Regions from separate parts of the Homo sapiens genome. Here region 2 is linked to region 1. A link is a contact called in ENCODE Hi-C or POLR2A ChIA-PET data. All regions are on one chromosome and are shown on one strand. The core of a region is the stretch at or near the end of the contact, and the rest is flanking DNA. Distances in the headings are between cores, read along the strand shown. Region 1 overlaps ICMT (isoprenylcysteine carboxyl methyltransferase). Region 2 overlaps ACOT7 (acyl-CoA thioesterase 7).

Region 1 (4,066 bases), core at 1,141-3,640:
TTGCAAAGGAATCCAGTTCCTCCGGAATAACAGTCCCACTGTTAACCTGGTGCTACTGGGAAGTTCCACACAGTAATCTGAGCAGTGACTCATGGAAGGATGAGGAACGTTTGCTCCAGCTTCTCTCCCTTTCCAGCAAGGGCAGAGCTCCTAAAGCCAGGGGTTAGCACCTGGCCAGCTTATGTGGCAGATGGTCTCAGTTACAACTTCGCTGCTTTCCCAAACTCCTGCAGCCCTCCTGAGTCCGACTTCCGTTGATAGCAAGGCACTGGGTGGCAGCAACCTTTTTTCTAGTAGTTTTTTCCCAGCAGTTTTCCATTTCTCCACAGTATCCTTTTCATTTAGAGGAGCTTAATAAATGCTTTTTAAAAAGTAACCCACGTGACGTAAAATTTTACAAGTTTTTGTGGCAAAATGATGCCCAGATAGTCACATTTAAGCAAATATTCAGCTTGATTCAGTGATTAACAGCAAATGGGTCTACGTGCTAACATGGCAGCACATTCAACACATAACACATCACTCACATTGACGTCCACTGTCCCTGCACCTGCTACTTCAGGGGCACTGAGGCTCCTGTTCCAAGGCCTTACAAACCTATGTGGTGGCCTGCAGGGCAAAAGGAATTATCATTACAACTGGTTAGAGGTAGGAATTCAGAAAGAAATTGAGGAGGCCAAACACACGTCGTTTGAGGCTAAAGGCTTAAGACGCTTCTTACCCAAGAGTGACCTCAGAGTTTCACATCCCAGACAATCACACTGTGGTTGAGTGAAATCAAGTGCAGTTTTATTTAAGAACTGGAAAGAATAATCAGTATCTGTGAAAGAAAATCCAATTTAGAATATTTAAATAAACATTTATGTAAAAAGAAGAGTAGAATAATTACTCCGTTCAGTTCCTCTCCTTGCAATGGGATAGGCTGCCTCTGCTGCAGATGGCTGGGTCTTCCAAACCCATGACAAGTGCCACGGCCTCTGCAGCAGTGGCCCAGAGAGTAGGCACTTCCCAGCATGACAGAGAGGCCGAGGCCTTCTAACCTTGCCAAACCACTACAAAAGCAAACTAGGGTGGGCAAGCCCAACTACCTAAGGCAGGAAGAAAGTGCAGTGAAGGGACAGTGGTGTGCTGTGCGTATCGTGGGGGTACTCCTAAGCAGCTAGCTGTTGGCGAGATCTTACAAAGCCTGATCGGCTAACGCAGCTTCCTGGTTTAGGAACATTTTCCCCGGTCGTATCAATCCCCCAGGTTGGTAAATGAACAGAAGGGATGAATAAAGCCTACTTTTTAGGCTCAAGGAGCAGCTCGTGAAGGGGTGGCAGGTGCGCTGCTGCCTTGTTTTCTGTCCTGCTAAGAGGCTCACCCCGCGACCTCTTCTGTAAACTGCCACTCAGCAGCGGCCTGCAAGCCCTCACGAAAGGCTTCACTCTATGCTGTTTCCAGGTAGCTTTGTTCTGACAGTACCTATTTTCCACTTCAGAATCTCCACTTTAAAACCTGCAATGGAAAAATAAATCTCTTGACAGTTTTTTAAATCGAGAAAATTGGTGATGTGGCCTTGGCAGCAAATACCCAGAAAGCCTTTACCTCATTAACCTGATTCTCCACGGGCCCTGCCACTGCTAAATTTATAAAGCTAAAAATAATCTCAAGATCATGGAACTAAAAAGAAGTCAATCACTTACCAAATCCTGTCCTTAAGGAGTTCATCTTGGCTGGGCGTGGTGGCTCACGCCTGTAATCCCAGCACTTTGGGAGGCCGAGGCGCGTGGATCACTTGAGGTCAGGAGTTCGAGACCAGCCTGGCCATCATGGTGAAACCCCGTCTCTACTAAAAATACAAAAAAATTAGCTGGGCATGGTGGCCCAAGCCTGTAATCCCAGCTACTCAGGAGGCTGAGGCAGGAGAATCGCTTGAACCCGGGAGGCAGAGGTTGCGGTGAGCCGAAATGGTGCCACTGCACTCCAGCCTCCAGCCTGGGCCACAGAGCAAGACTGTCTTAAGAAAATAAAAAAAATGGAGTTCATCTTTTATCCCTAAGTAATTGCTGACTTCTGCTCTGGGATTATAAACAGGGTGGGAATGTTCTCCCACCATCCCTACCCCTGGAATTCCTCTCCAAAGCAGAGTACGTCAAGTTTTCCCTGGTGTCAGACAGCATTTCACCATGAAACCCTAAGACCTGCCTCCTGGGCTCCTTCCAGCTGGTGGGCCTGGTGTGAAGGTGGGCTTCCTGGGCCTCTGGCAGATGGAGGATGGCATTAAATGCCAACACAGTCAGCTTACCATCCACAAGGCCAGCAGCTGCCAACAGCTGCCCTAGACCTATCAACAAGACAACTTCATGGCTCCCAATGGGAATGGAGGCTGGGCCCGCCCTACTTAGAGCAGGGGAAAGAACTTTTCCCTCAAAGAGCCGGGGCAGGATGCCAGAATCTAACTACATCCTCTCCCGGTTTGCAGTTCTAGGAAGTGGAATTTGCTGCCCTAGGCGTGGTCTAAAGGACAAGTTTAGAAATGATTCAACTCAAGTTCCTAAACAGAGTAAGTGCCAGTTGATGTCCCACCGTGGATCCTTTACTCCAGAAAAATTGTAATGATGGCTCGGCCACCGCCTTGGCTAGAGTCCCACTGCACGCGTGTCGTGAGGGCCGATGGGCAAGTCCGTCCGGTTTTTTTTGTTGTTGTTGTTGTTTTTTGAGATGGAGTCTCGCCCTGTTGCCCAGACTGAAGTGCAAAGGCCCGATCTCAACTCACTGCAACCTCCGCCTCCTGGGTTCAAAGGATTCTCCTGTCTCAGCCTCCTGAGTAGCTGGGATTACAGGCACCCGCCAGCACGCCCAGCTATTTTTTTGTATTTTTAGTAGAGACGGGGTTTTATCATGTTGGCCAGGCTGGTCTCGAACGCCTGACCTCATGATCCACCCGCCTTGGCCTCCCAAATTGCTGGGATTACAGGCGTGAGCCACCGCGCCCGGCCGTCTGTCTGGTTTTCAAACCAATCAATGAACCCGTAAGCCTCTTTGGTATATATAACAATGAAAAAATTCATTAAGCCATGAAATCTAGAAATAAGTCATATTTCTGAGTTGATAAAATGCTTTTCTGAACATACATTTTAGGTATCTGGCACAATTAACCAAATGTCTGCCCATTTTTGTGTAGCTTTCATACAGTACAGATTTCATTGATGTCGCTCCCACATCTGAGTATTAAAAACATTTGACATTGTTCTTCTCAGTCCTCACAACACCCCTGTGAGGTAGGTGGTATTGACCCCATTCCACAGATGGGGAGGTCTAGGCACGGAAAGGTTTAGTGGCTCCTCACAGGCCGCGTGGTGGGGCAGCAGAGTGGTGCTCTGGCCCCGCGCCGACGCCGCCTTCACATTCACACTTCTTCAGTGCCACCGCAACACTGCATGGCAGGATCTCACGCTGAGGCCAAGTTCCTGTCTAGTCCAGAATGAAGCCAGCGTCTCACCTCTTAAAGCTTCGATGTGTGACTCAAAGCCAACTTACTCTCCCAAACTTGCAAAACAAACATACTGACTGAATCTTAGTTGGGACTATTTGCAGTATTTAAGATTATTTTTGAGAGTCAATCTGCTTGGATTTGTAGTTGTATATGCTCAAATCCCTTTGGAAAACAGTTTGAAATGACATGAGGGACAATGTAATTTTGAGAACAGAACACAGAAAACAAGAGTTCTGAGACTGGCATTGAAATTGAGAATATAAGCTATGGTAAAATGAGAATCAAATCCCAAATAAACGGAGAGCAGCACTTCTCAATGTTTAAGGCCACGCACAGGGCAGGCATTCAGTAAGCACTTCTTGGATCAAAAGAAACTGATGCTCCTTTGAGCCGCCTATCACTGACAACAGGAGCTGAGACCCCCGGGAAAGCCAGCCAGGGCCATGATCCCCTTGGCCTGGGGCCACGGTCACACAAAGCCACTCAGCCAAATCGTGTAGAGTTATCTAGGCTTACTTGCTGCAGGATAAAAGTTGAACTAGAACACCAAGCATTGAGCTAGGAATACCCCTTTGAATGTGTACTGCT
Region 2 (4,137 bases), core at 811-3,310, 58 kb after region 1:
TCCTTGCGTCTGTCCATGCTGCCCGCAGAGGGAAGACAGAACTGGGAAAGTTTGTCCAGGAGGCAGGAAGAGGTAGGGGGCGGGGAAGGAGAGAGCTTCGGAAATGTGCCTGGGTCAGGTGGGGGATTCAGCATCAGGACAGACAGCAGCCACGCTGAAAAGCGTCATGGGAGGGGCGTCGGGTCCATGGGGAGAGACCAGAGCGGGCCCAGGTGGGAGTGGAGCCCATACTTCATGGCCGAGAAAAGCAGGCAAGTTTGGAGAAGGCGTGTCCAAGGTGAAAGGAGAACCAGACACAGGGCTGAAGGTCAAGGACAGAGGAGGCTGGAGCCTCATAGCAGGGTCAGGGGCTGAGGAACGACTGCGGACCAGCCCAGGCGACGTGGAGGGAGGACACCATCCTGCCAAGGGCCGATGGGTGGCACGGTGGGCCAGGGCAAGGCGGGTAGGCTTACAAGTAAATGGGGAGGGGTGGGGGCAGATGAGGGAGGAAGGAGCAGGCAGCAGAGCCAGCCCTGATGGGGCAGGAGGGTGGCAGCCTAGGGTACTTTGCCACAGAAGAGGCTGTGGGGCTGAAGGCATGGAGCAGTCCTCGCACCAGAAGGGGAGCATGCCTCGTAAGCCCCAAGTCAAAGAGGGGCCTGGTCACGAGAGTCATGCAAGGGTGGGTCACAGGCATTGTGTTAGTGCCGTGCTGGGGGCACCCACCACTCACTTTCCTTCCTTTCAGCCTGGCCGAGTCCTCCTCATCCATCAAGTCCAGGTTCACCATCAGCTCCTCTACTCAGCCCACCCGACCTGGGAGAGGCCGGCACCCAACTCCAGCGAAGAGCTGGCCTGGAGTTGGCAGCGGAGGGTACTCGCTGGGCCTGACAGCTCACACACCACACCTGGCGCTACCACCACGGGCCCTGGTGAGGCATGAGCTCCTCCACTCCAGGAAGGGGCAGGGCTGGGAGAGGGGCTTGGAGGGGCCTCAGCCTCGACTGGGAAACAAAGCAGCTGGGGCGACTCGGCGGCCCTCCTCAGCCATGTGGGGAAGCGACAGGCCGTGCTCCAGGCTCTGAGAGGAATGGGTTTTCAGTGCATGTTCGCCCCAGAGATTTCAGTGCACGCTCCTCTCCGGGAGGCTGAGCAGCAAATGCTTGCGGATCTGCGTGGGGAGCAGACGCCGCGGGGGCAGGGGCCTCGAGAACCTCTGGAATCAGGGGTCAGCCTCGCAGGGCCGTGGTGCCTGCCTGGCCACTTCCATGAGAACGCCAGCTCCCAAGAGGCCTGCGGGCACCCGCCTGCTCCCAGCTGCTCTGTTCCCGCATCCTCGCTCCCCGGAGGGGCAGGAAGCTCCTACAGCTCTGCTTTCCTCTTGCTCCCCTCAGTGACAGACACAAGAGCTGGTTCAAAGAGAAATCAGGACCACCCCAAAGGCTGCAGAGCCCCTGGGGTCAGCCAGGATGGGGAACCTCTGTTCTTATGACAGAGACAGGGAAGCTGCCTCTTTGGGCCGCGCGAACCCTGTCGATGTCTGTGACCCTACAGAGTCCATGCCAGGCGGAGAACCACCAGCTCTCAAACGTGGCAGAGCTCAGGGGATGTGGACACCTGGGGGCAGCAGCCCCTGTGAACGAGTGCGTGTGGCCTGCACACGCCCACCCCACCTGCCCTGCATGAGGAGGAGAAAGGCCAAGGGGCTGGGACCCTCAGCCCAGAGCCCACCAGCCTGGCTTGGTCTCATCAGGCAGGACCTGCAGGCCAGGACCACCTGGAGGGAGCCCACCCCTCCAGCTTCCCAGCAGGCCCTTCAGCAGAGGATGGGGGACCCAGGGCACGGTCCTCATCCCCCTCCAGCATTCTTACACAATGCCAGGGAACACCAAGGCGCCACACTCAGAGGCGACCTGGACGCCCAGGCAGCAGCCATGCTAAGGCGCTCTTAAAGGGGTCTGTCTCTCTTGTCCTGTCTGCCCAGCCCCACCCCACGGGCCCTGGGAGTACAGCCCAAAGGCCTACCCGCTGGTTATGAAGCGTTCCTTCTCAAGGCCTCACCGGATCAGCCCCGCAGCCCGAGGTCACCGGTCACGGCAGTGGCCAGGCCCAGCCCTACTCTGACCCCTACTGACAGGACAGGACTCATGCAGGCACAGATTCCCCCTGGAGGCCCAAACACAGGGACCCTAGGGCTGCCTGGCAGGGAGGGGCCGCCGTTCCAAGGATGCGCACTCACCACCAGCTGGGGCACAGGCAGCGACCTGCCTTCCTGGCTCAGCGACACGTAGGTGAAGAAGGCACTGGCGGCCCGGTAGCGCTTCTGAGAGCTGTCCACAACAGGGTCGGCGTCCACCAACACCTCGATCTCCATGGACTTATTGCTCGTGAAGGTCATGCGTCCCGAGATGGTGATGACGCAGCCTGTGGAGAAGGGAGGGCGGGGGTCAGGGCGGCCTCCACCCCACGGCTGGGCGGGGGACACTGGCGTTTCTGTGGTCAGCAGGCAGACACTTGGTTAGGGGAAGCAGTGGCTTGGCTGACTACCAGATGTTCAAATAACAGAATATTAGAATGTGTCGTTAGTTGCCCATGAATGTTTATCTTTCTAGTGAGCAGGTTTATCTACGCTAAAATTCAGCACTGAAGGATTTTGGTGGCCATGAGTTCAAGCCCCCGCCCAGGCGGGCTCTCTCCTGGCCGGGAGTGGCAGCACCTGCTGAAAGGCTTCAGAGCCACTGTGCCCCCACGGGGGAGGCCGCAGACTGCCTTCCAGGAGCTGTGGGTGTCGGCTGGCTCTGCCCTTCCTTAGGTCAGGGCCAAATCTGCAAACTGCACTGTCCATTCATTGGCCTTGCTGGTGCCCACCGGAGCCACAGCTGCCCCACTACACTGCTCCAAGCACCAAGACAGAACCTTGTATCACCTTCCACAGCCATTCCCACCCTCAGGGGCTCCAGTGACACAGGGCAGCTGCCCGTGCCCCTTGGTGGGATTGAATCTTATGTGACTGCATGCCAAGCCTCCCTTCTGGCCCCACTGGTCTCGCCCACGGGACCAAAGCTTCCTCCTCTGGGCTGCTGGATGCCACACCCCTTGGCCAGAGTCCTCCATGCTCAAAGCACCAGCCCCATTTCTCTGTGAATCATGACAAAGTCCAAAGTCACCAGTTCCCATACATTGTTCCCATGTCCCTCTCTCCCCCTCAACCCTAACCAACCTCTCTGTACGCCCCACGCTCCCCAGGGCACGACAGTCCATCCTGGCAGAAGCTTCCTGACCCAGAGCTGCTCTTCTGCCCCCACCACCCTCCCCGGCCTGGGCTCCATCCTCCTACCTGGCCTCAACATAATCCCTTAATCTCAGGGAGCTCAGCTCTTCCCTATAGGCAGGCATGAGACACCCTGCCTGGGGGATAGCTACGGGATGGAAGGACTCAAGCCAAGAGCTGACCTGGGGCCCCGGGAAGGTGTCACCATCGATGTCACTGGCCACCAGGCTGCAGAAACCCCCGGGGACTTCCGGGGCAAGTGCTGCCCTGCGGTCAGAATGCCCTCCCAGGCGGCCCAGCGTGGCCTCTATTCTGGGCCAGGCTCAAGGATATCCCTGCCCGACTCTGGCTGCTGGGACTTGCTCCCCAGGAAATATATCTGGCTTCGGGGACTTTTTAATGTGGCCTCTGGAACCCCCAGTGTCCTAGCTGCACCGAGACCAGCCTCACAAGGCAGGTTTAGAGACCCAGAGTGAGAAAGCGGCCAGGTGGTGGCTGTTGGAGGGCGGTTAGCAGGCCAGAGGCAAGAGCGGTTATTCCATGTTAAAAAGTATCAGAACGATCCATGCTACATTCAACTTCATACTTACAGGGAGCACTTCGTGCCAGTGCTGGGAGAGGAGGAAGGAGCTGTGTGGTCAGCGCCAGCAGGCATTACGTGAGCTGTAAGGTACAGAGTCCCATGCAAAGCGCCCGCAGTCACAAGACGCACCCCGGGAGGAGGGCAGGCCATGGGTCAGGCCCCAGCTAAGGAGCTAGAAGTTTCAACAGGTCAGACCTGAGGGTCTCCCAGCATCTCTGCCTCCTTCCTCACAATGCCCAGCCCACATCCCTCACCAACAATTGTGTATAACACTTGGGAGTCACAGGCCAAAAAGCAGGAA

Evidence for each region. Hi-C counts contacts between places; a loop is a spot of excess contacts on that map. ChIA-PET counts read pairs that join two places held with the same protein, here RNA polymerase II (POLR2A). Pooled maps may share reads with other maps.
Region 2: a map of endothelial cell of hepatic sinusoid shows a loop between it and region 1 (4-fold over the local background). The contact joins two enhancer-like sites. A Hi-C loop is called at or near these places in 1 of 168 maps with a recorded cell type or tissue (endothelial cell of hepatic sinusoid) and 2 of 50 pooled maps. POLR2A ChIA-PET finds 5 or more read pairs at or near these places in 3 of 52 experiments (A673, AG04449 and H1).

The regions. Positions count from the first base shown.
Region 1 is chr1:6,220,426-6,224,491 of GRCh38, forward strand. ICMT (isoprenylcysteine carboxyl methyltransferase) reads right to left here. Exons shown (of 5, transcript NM_012405.4): 5 at 768-4,066. It overlaps RNF207 (ring finger protein 207), which reads left to right. Exons shown (of 18, transcript NM_207396.3): 18 at 1-874. Among named protein-coding and RNA genes, the nearest start is that of ICMT, 14 kb to the right of the region's middle. Within about 2 kb of position 2,391, at least 5 of the 41 ENCODE cell types and tissues checked have a DNase peak (open chromatin) inside an H3K27ac peak, as active enhancers do.
Region 2 is chr1:6,278,881-6,283,017 of GRCh38, forward strand. ACOT7 (acyl-CoA thioesterase 7) reads right to left here. Exons shown (of 9, transcript NM_007274.4): 8 at 2,222-2,406. Among named protein-coding and RNA genes, the nearest start is that of GPR153, 20 kb to the left of the region's middle. RefSeq lists enhancers at 637-1,502, 1,746-2,295. Within about 2 kb of position 2,061, at least 4 of the 41 ENCODE cell types and tissues checked have a DNase peak (open chromatin) inside an H3K27ac peak, as active enhancers do.